Regions from separate parts of the Homo sapiens genome. Here region 2 is linked to region 1. The links are chromatin loops, found by intact Hi-C in ENCODE. Cell type or tissue: heart left ventricle. All regions are shown on one strand. Each heading gives the region's core, and the rest is flanking DNA. Links, peaks and the distances in the headings are about the cores only.

Region 1 (4,395 bases), core at 222-4,221:
CAGAAAGCCTACTGAATACAAGTAAATGAATGGCAGAAGGGTCACACCAAGTGTGCAGAGTCTAAGGATTTCAGGGCTGATTGCAGAAAGACCAGGAGAGGCAGGTTACCAAAAATGGAAGTATAATTTAACCAAACTCAATTAGTATAATTTTTAACAAAAAAAAATTGTAGAAAGAGAAGATGAAGAGAGGGGAAGTGAAGCAGAGATGCTATTTGAGCACTAAATCCTGACTTCCATGACAGACGGTGAATACACTGTCACAGCCCATACACCCAGAAATTCTAAATAAAAAGCAATCCCTCTCCCTCTCCCTTCCTCTGCATCCGTCCCGCTCTCTTTCTCTTTTCCCTCCCTTCCTCCGTTTCTCCTTCTCTTTGAGTATTTGTCATTAGGTATTTGTTATACACACACACACACACACACACACACATATATATATATACATATATATATACATATATATATTTTTTTAAGATGGAGTGCTGCTCTGTCACCCAGGCTGGAGTGCAGTGGCGCAATCTCAGCTTACCGCAAGCTCCACCTCCTGGGTTCAAGTGATTCTCCTGCCTCAGCCTCCCGGGTAGCTGGGATTACAGTCGCCCACCACCACACCTGGCTAATTTTTGTATTTTAGTAGAGATGGGGTTTCACCATGTTGGCCAGGCTGGTCTTGAACTCCTGATCTCAAGTGATTCCCCAGCCTCAGCCTCCCAAAGAGCTGGGATTACAGGTGGGAGCCACTGCTCCTGGCTGGTATTTGTTACATTAATCAAGAATATAAAAATATATACTATAATATATATTTTAATATATGTTAATATATTATAATATATATTAATATATTTTAATATATATTTTAATATTGCTACCAAAAAATGTGTTACATTGATTAAAAATAATAAAATAAAGTGACTTAAAGCAGAATGGAAGCAAAGGGGGTGTGGGGGAAGGAGAGTTGCAGCCACCCAAGGGCAGAACTGGAGGAACAGACGAAGCTGCCAGAGACCTCCGGAGTGGAGGGAGATTTTGAGGACCTCTGAGCGCAAATCTCTCTCCCTTTTCCAGTGGTTCTGCTAGTTCGTTTTTCTACTTGTTTACTACTTGACATGGCCTGAAAATGTGCTGCCTAGAGACAGGGCTTCTGTCCCCTCTCATCTCTTCTAATCTGTTCAGCACACTGGCATGGCAGCCCCGTGACATTCAGGCACTGTGCCCAGGGCTGGAGAATGCCTGGGCTGCCATGGGATTTGCAGGATCTCTGCCTTTATTATATATCATTCCTCCTTAGTCCGTGGCACTGCACCAGCAAGTGGCCTGTGTCAGCCACGTGCCCTTAAATGTGTGTATTTCAGGAGCACAGTTGTCCTCGCACACAGCCACCCATGTATTGATGAAGCTCATGCTGTCTTCCCAGCACCACTCTACGAGGGCCTTGAGTTGACATTCAAAATCCTGTGAGCCTTCCTCATAGAAAGCATTAGACTGCCTCAAAACCCTGCACAAAGAGCAGGACAGCGATAGATCTCAATCAACCGATACAAACCACCTGATATTTTGCAGTAGAGTCACCCTTTTAGTTTCGTACCAGTGCTGAAAATATGAGAGACCTCATTCATGTATCCTGACCTATAACTAAGTTTTAAAAAATAAGCTAAAACCTTCAGGTCACATTGTCAGTAAGTTGCAAAATTGTCACTGGCACTGTGCAGATCAGTGCCACAGCGATGCCAGGAAAGGGCTGGGGACAGGAAGGCTGCAGCCGAGGGTGGAGGAGTATAGTTAATGCCTTAATGATGGCTTGGGCGGGAGGTCATAATTGGTTTGTAGTAATTGTTTTTACTTTCCCATAGCATGGCTTCCTTTGACCTAATTTCTCCTGGGCCCGAGCCCAGTGCCCTCTGCTAATTAAGCTGGCCGTATATGGGCCTTTGGACATCACTGTTCCAATGTATGCTTCAGTAGGCTGCTTCATGTTTTGATCTTCAAACTGCATACTCAATACAGGTAACAATCGATTTTTCTTTATTTCAGAATTAACATACATGTTGCCAAAAGGTTTTTTTTATTGTATTTTGAAAAGTTGTTTTGGATTGCCAAAAACACCTTCAGTACAAAAATTGTTGGAAGCTAGAGGCTTTTGTTCACAATTTATAAGATATTTTATTTCTAATACAGAAAAAAACCTTAAAAAAATTTAGATCTGCAGCTGGAGGCAGTGGCTCAGGCCTGTAATTCCAGCACTTCGGGAGGCTGAGGCAGGAGGATCACTTGAGGCCAGGAATTCAAGACCAGTCTGGGCTACATAGCAAGACCTCACCTCTTTTTTAAAAAATAAAAATTAAATCAAATTTTTTAAAAAGAGAAAAATTTAGATCTGCTTATGGCTTGAAGTTTTAGGGCAAGGGAAAGAAACTAGTTTTCCAAGCAAAGGGATTAGCATGTGCAAAGGCTCAGAGGCAAGGGTGGGAGGAAGAAAGACAAGCCCAGACTCTGAAGGGCCTGTAAACCGACATTTGCCTGTGAAGCCACAGTAGAAATTAGATAAGTCAATATACAAGCAGAGCAGGCCACGTTTCAAGCTCTGGGCAAGGCTGGGTGCAGGACTGATAAGCAGATGCAGTAACCCGGGGAAGCACTGGCAGCCCTGCACACTCACTTACCCTCCTCCATCAGGTGCTGGCACTCTTCCCTGCAGGATCAGAAGCCTGATGATCTGAATGCCAAATGTAGGTGCCCTCTCAAGGACAGGCTCAGTTAACCATGCTGCTTATTCACAAATGTGGGAATGGTCATGGGGACCTAATACCTGGAGCTGTTCTGAGCAGGCCAGCCTCTCCCCATGGGCACACTGGCAAGGGAAGTTCAGTGAGCTGCAATCCCAGCAGGAGATGAATGTAGGCAGCCTGTGGCCGAGACGCCCTCCCTGCCAGACAGCACTCAGGGCGGCACCTCAAAACCCTTCTCTCCTCACTAATTTTCTGAATTTCCTTCTGATTCTCATGGTCATGCTCTAGGGCTTCCCTGTGACACAATGGCCATGCCACCTGCAACCAGCCACTAAGCACCTGATGTGTGTTTAGTTTGCAATGAGATGTGTGTGAGTGTGAAATACACACTGATTTCAAAGACTTCATAGGAAAAATCAAATGTGAAGTAGCCCATAGTTTTGATACTGTTGTCATATGGAAATAATGCTATTGTGAATATACTGGGTTAAGGAAAATATCATTAAAATACATCTCACCTATTTCTTTTCACTTTTCTAAGTGGCTCCCAGAAAATTGGAAATCGCACCTGTGTCTTGCCTCTGGTTTCTGCCAGACAGAGTTGCTGTGGACACATGATTAAGTACAGTGGCACGAAAGTCAGGTGTCACTGGCCTGAGCACCCTTCTGCCTCTCTGAGATGCATGTATCTGTCCTGACCATTGTTGTGTTGTTTTCACATGAAACAGTCAGAGGGTGCCCAAAGTCAGGCTCCCCCAGAAGTAGATCCCAAGGAAGCTTCATGTGCAAGTGATGCACCAGGGACAGGTTTGTAGGGAGATGGGTCAGAGAGTAGGAAAGCACGACGGGGGAGGAAGGCCAGCCAAGGAGAGATCAGGCCCAGCCACAGAGCGGCAGCCTCCCCACCCGAGCCAGGCAAGGTGTATTTTCACATGCAGTCCCATCTGGTGGTCAGGCGCCAAGGGTCATACCGAGGGTGTGTGCAGATTTGCAGGATCTTGAGATGGGGAGATTTTCCTGGATAACTTGAGTGGGCCCAGTGTCATTACAGGGACCCTCACAGTTAGAAAAGGCAAGACAGTCAAAGTTAGAGACAGGAGATGTGATGCAAAAACAGAGGTTAGAGTGATGCGATTTCAAGATGAAGGGAGGGGCCACGAGCCAAGGAATGCAGGAGGCCCCTAGAAGCTGGGAAAATGCAAGGAGTAAATTCTCCCCTAGGGCATCCAGAAGGAACACAGTCCTGATGCCACCTTGATTTTATCCTTGTGAAACCCATTTTGGACTTGTGATCACCAGAGCTGTAAGATAATAAATCTGTGTTGTTTTAAGCCACTAAGTTAATGGTAGCTTGTTACAGCAGCAGTGGGAACACATGTAATGGTCAAATACATAGCAATAACTTATTGTTGCCATATTCTACATGATAAATAACAGTATCAACGTGTCCAGACTTGATGGCCACTCTACAGTTTAAAAGCTCCTGCAGCCTTCTGGTGCACAAATTAGAGTGGCCAGCTATGAAAATTATTTTAAAGCTTATGATGACTTAGGTGTAAAGTCTAGGTGGTCTTGATCCAGAACAAAAATGAAGTCGGTCTGCTCTTCCATTTCCAAATTACAGAGCATAATTCATCCTTTGAAGCTACTGAACAGCAGGGACACT
Region 2 (4,395 bases), core at 165-4,164, 61 kb after region 1:
CCCTTCTTTTTGTCTGAGTACTCAATGCTAAAACAGGTTCTTAGCCCTATTTACTGTCGGGTAATCTTTGCTTTGTTTTCCTATTAGAACTAATAATGTGTTTATAATTACATAGTGATAATGTTACCACTTATTTCCTGATTTTGAATATTAATGTCCTAGCCTTTTATTTTTATTCATTAAATGTTGTGATTACAAAATAGTCCTAGTGTAGGACTGCTGGAGTTCGGTAAGTTGTTCAAGTTGGTTGGGAAAGGCAGTCTGACATATTCAGACTCCATTGTTAGCAGAGAAAACTGTAGTCAAAACAAAGATTATCTGCTCTAGCTGTTTCAGGGACTCTTAGTCAATTTGAAGCAGAGCTCAAAAGAAATATCATCTGCCAGTTATTTTCAATAAAGTCGCAGCCACTGCCACAAGGTTTACAAAAGTTACAGCTCCTTTAATTACATTTTAAAAACTAACTTACTTGAAGAAATTGGAAACAAAAGTAAAATAGAATATTGGGGAACCTGCCCCGTTAGTCACGTAGGTTCTTTTCTATTTTCCCTAAGCGTCGGCCGGTTTGAGAAATAAAGGGACAGAGTACAAAAGAGAGAAATTTTAAAGCTGGGCATCCAGGGGAGACGTCACATGTCGGTAGGTTCCGTGATGCCCCACAAGCCACAAAACCAGCAAGTTTTTATTAGGGATTTTCAAAAGGGGAGGGAGTGTGTGAACAGGTGTGGGTCACAGACATCAAATACTTCACAAGGTAATAGACTATCACAAGGCAAGTGGAGGCAGGGCAAGATCACAGGACCAGGGCGAAATTAAAATTGCTAATGAAGTTTCAGGCACCATTGTCATTGATAACATCTTATCAGGAGACAGGGTTTTGAGAGCAACCGGTCTGACCCAAATTTATTAGGTGGGAATTTCCTCTTCCTAATAAGCCTGGGAGCACTACGGGAGACTGGGGTCTATTCCACCCCTACAGCCTTGACCATAGAAGACGGCCACGCCCAGGGCCCCCCGCCACCCCGTAGACCTACCCCCAGGCGAGTATTCTCTTTCCCAGGGATGTTCCTTGCTGAGAAAAAGAATTCAGCGATATTTCTCCCATTTGCTTTTGAAAGAGGAGAAATATGGCTCTGTTCCGCCCGGCTCACCAGCTGTCAGAGTTTAAGGTGATCTCTCTTGTTCCCTGAACATTGCTGTTATCCTGTTCTTTTTCAAGGTGCCCAGATTTCATGTTGTTTAAACACACATGCTCTACAATTTGTGCAGTTAACACAATTATCACATGGTCCTGAGGCAACATACATCCTCCTCGGCTTACAAGATGACAGGATTAAGAGATTAAAGTAAAGACAGGCATAGGAAATCACAAGGGTATTGATTGGGGAAGTGATAAGTGTCGATGGAATCTTCACAATTTATGTTTAGAGATTGCAGTAAAGACAGGCATAAGAAATTATAAAAGTATTAATTTGGGGAACTAATAAATGTCCATGAAATCTTCACAATCCACGTTCTTCTGCCATGGCTTCAGCTGGTCCCTCCGTTTGGGGTCCCTGACTTCCCGCAACAATAGAATAGTAGTCATCACAGATTATGCATTTGATTAGTAAATTCCATCACAGAGTAGCATGGCAGCAGTGAAATCCTAACTCTACATTAATATGAAGACAGTGTTTTGTCATTAAACTGTGCTGCTTTAAACCAGATAGCAAATATCTGCGCTATTTTGTGCGTCTTGTGTAGTGTCACTTGAAATTGCAGTTTCCTTGCAGCTGAGTGTTAAGCCACTGTCTTCAAGTTCTCCATCATGCAGAACCTGCTTCCTGGGTCAAGGCAGTGTCTGAGCTTCCTTTGACTTTGGAAAGCAAATCATTTCCAGAACTGAAAGTGAAATTGAATTAAGTAGCTTTCCTTCAGGGACATCTGAAATTATGTGTTATGTGAGAGGTTAAGAATTGACATGGAGTAGTGCTCTCTAGCTTTGTTTTCTTGTGACATTTTATATTCATGCAACTTCTCTCCTAGGGCAGGAGGGCTGCCTCCCTGGCCACACCCTGCCCCAGGGCTGTAAACATGCCTTTTGTGTGGCATTGGTGTCCACAGTGTTACTAATTATAAAAATCGGTCACATGTCTTCCACTTCCCCTCAAGAGCCTCATCTGACTGCAGCACCTCATTGGTGCCCAGAGACGGGCAGTCAGGGGCATGGCCAGGGCCTTGCCCTCTGCAGCCACCATACCACTCACAAACATGGGCACCTGCTGGCCCGGGGAGCTGGGATCGTCTACACCCTGGGTCCCAAGGAAGCTGTCAGGAAGTCGTTCCTGTAGGGAAGGTGCCTCTAATTCTAAATTCAGCCAGCATCCCTTTTGTTTCCCTTAGTTATGAAAATTGTGTAATAAAATATTGTTGTGAAATATTTACATTTTGTATAACTGGAAGGCATATAAGGTAGCATACACAAATGAAAACTTGGTTTTAAAAATATATCTGAAGCTTTACAGGCTAAATTGAAAAGGAAATATACATGATGGTTTGCTTAGTAATATTAAAATGAATAAAAATTAAAGTTGGGTATGTTAATTTGTGTAAGAGTAAATTTTAAAATCTTCTCACTGTTGATCATATAATGTTATGTTTATATTTACCTAAAATTTTCATGAGTACTGAAATTTTTAGTACAATAATTTCTAAATTCAGACTAAGGCTATTTGACTAAAGTTGATTAAGTTTGATTAAGTTTCCAGTGTTCCATATAAGAATTTTCCCTGAGAAAACATCCTTTTAAAGCCACTTATTTGTTGATGTAGTTATTAAATGTAATTTTAAACTGGTTTCTATGCTGAACTGTGGTAGTTATAAGTTGTGTTATGAACAGCAAATACTAGACCGATCACTCAGGATAAGACATAACATGGGCTGACCTTCCCAGTGTGGACTGAAGCGTGAGAGATGGGAGGTTATAGACACTGGTGCAGATACTGCTTTTCCTTGGAATTAAGTGATGTCAGGTTTCGTGGGGTTTTCTTTTTTTCTGATAATGATAACAAAATACACAAATAGGATTATTTTGTATGACAAATTGCATCTTTGTTGTTTTTGCTTCACATTTATTTGTTTTATTTACAGGTGTTGACTTCAAAATCAAAACTGTAGAGCTAAGAGGAAAGAAAATTAGATTACAGATCTGGTAAGTGGGAGAGTGTGCACCCAGTAATGTGCTGTGTGTGTTTAACAGTCCATGTACTTGTCTAATAAAATGAACTGTTTGAGCTGATTTGCCTCTCCTACTTTCTCCTCTTTTGCTCATTTTAAAATTAAATGGACAGTGTTTCCATCAAGAGAGAGAATTTAGATAAGGCTGTTATGTTATATGCCACTTGCACATGGGGAGCAGTTGTGGACAGAAGAATGTTACTTTAATGGTAGCTAGTTTGGAACCTTTTTGCCTCTATTTTCAAATTATTTACGTGATATCAAAACTGTCTCCACTAAAATGATTGCTCAAATGTTTGTCTTCATGTCTTTATTTTGTATGATAGTATTCAAAGAAAGCCCAATATGTTCATAACCAGATTTGCACAATCTGAAGGCAGGTCCCCTGCAGACAGTTCCAGAGCTTCTTGGTGGCACAATGTGACTATTACTGCGGGTGGGCATACTCCTTCCGGCTGTACTGCTGATTCCACGGGATGTGAGCCCCCACTAATGCCTACTAGAAATGAATCCAGGCCCCTTTCTCAAATCACAATTGGAATGAGAGACTCAACCAGCTGTGTTATAACTGCACTCAGCACTAAGAGCTTTCTGTTAGCTATTAACCTGTTAACAGCCCGCAGGTGCTAGCGACCTGTCTGTGGAAGAAGGGATAAGATCTGGTCTGGTGGTCTGGCGGTGGCTTAAAAGTAGCCCCATTGAGGTGCTCTGAGAATGCCGTTTTGTTTTGAATGCTACAGCTGCGGTGTACTCAGCTTACTAACTCCTCTTGGCAGGTCACCCTCAGCTCTGATTGTTTGTCCACCATGTGTGTGTTTGCTTTCATCTGCGTTAATTGCTGCTTCATCTGTGGCATCATCGGTCACCTAATGCTTGAATGTTAGTGCCATGTCTTCATTCTTCATCCGTGTCCCTGTCTGGGCCGCAGCTGCAGCCAAGCCGCAGTGCCTGCCTTCTGGAGGTGTCTGAGGTAATATCTTCATTTGGTCACCCTTCACTGTATAACACACTTCTAAGATTTTTTGATTTGGGTTTTTGTTCGTTTTCTTTTCTGTTGTGCATTTGGTCTGCATATTTTCATTTTTGGCTTGATTATGAAACATTAGGTCTTGTCTAAATACTTGAATAAACAACAAATAGATATTTCTTCCTGTGCTAGTCCCGCAGACTTTTTGT

What was found. A loop is a pair of places that touch in the nucleus more often than their neighbours do. Peaks named below come from ENCODE experiments on the same cell type or tissue, not always from the same donor. Only the 100,000 strongest peaks of a DNase experiment are listed, where the experiment ranks them.
Region 2: a loop joins it to region 1, with 4 times the contacts of the local background. A loop is called at or near these places in 2 of 110 quality-filtered maps.

Annotation. Positions count from the first base shown.
Region 1 is chr18:8,560,489-8,564,883 of GRCh38, forward strand. No RefSeq gene overlaps it. Among named protein-coding and RNA genes, the nearest start is that of RAB12, 47 kb to the right of the region's middle. In heart left ventricle, for the core only: no CTCF peak of the experiment used is centred there; DNase peaks (open chromatin) are centred at 1,223 and 2,643; H3K27ac peaks cover 2,893 bases.
Region 2 is chr18:8,621,806-8,626,200 of GRCh38, forward strand. RAB12 (RAB12, member RAS oncogene family) reads left to right here. Exons shown (of 6, transcript NM_001025300.3): 2 at 3,133-3,193. Among named protein-coding and RNA genes, the nearest start is that of RAB12-AS1, 12 kb to the right of the region's middle. RefSeq lists enhancers at 112-765, 766-1,418, 1,419-2,071, 2,072-2,724. In heart left ventricle, for the core only: no CTCF peak of the experiment used is centred there; a DNase peak (open chromatin) is centred at 2,136; H3K4me3 peaks cover 886 bases; H3K27ac peaks cover 2,495 bases.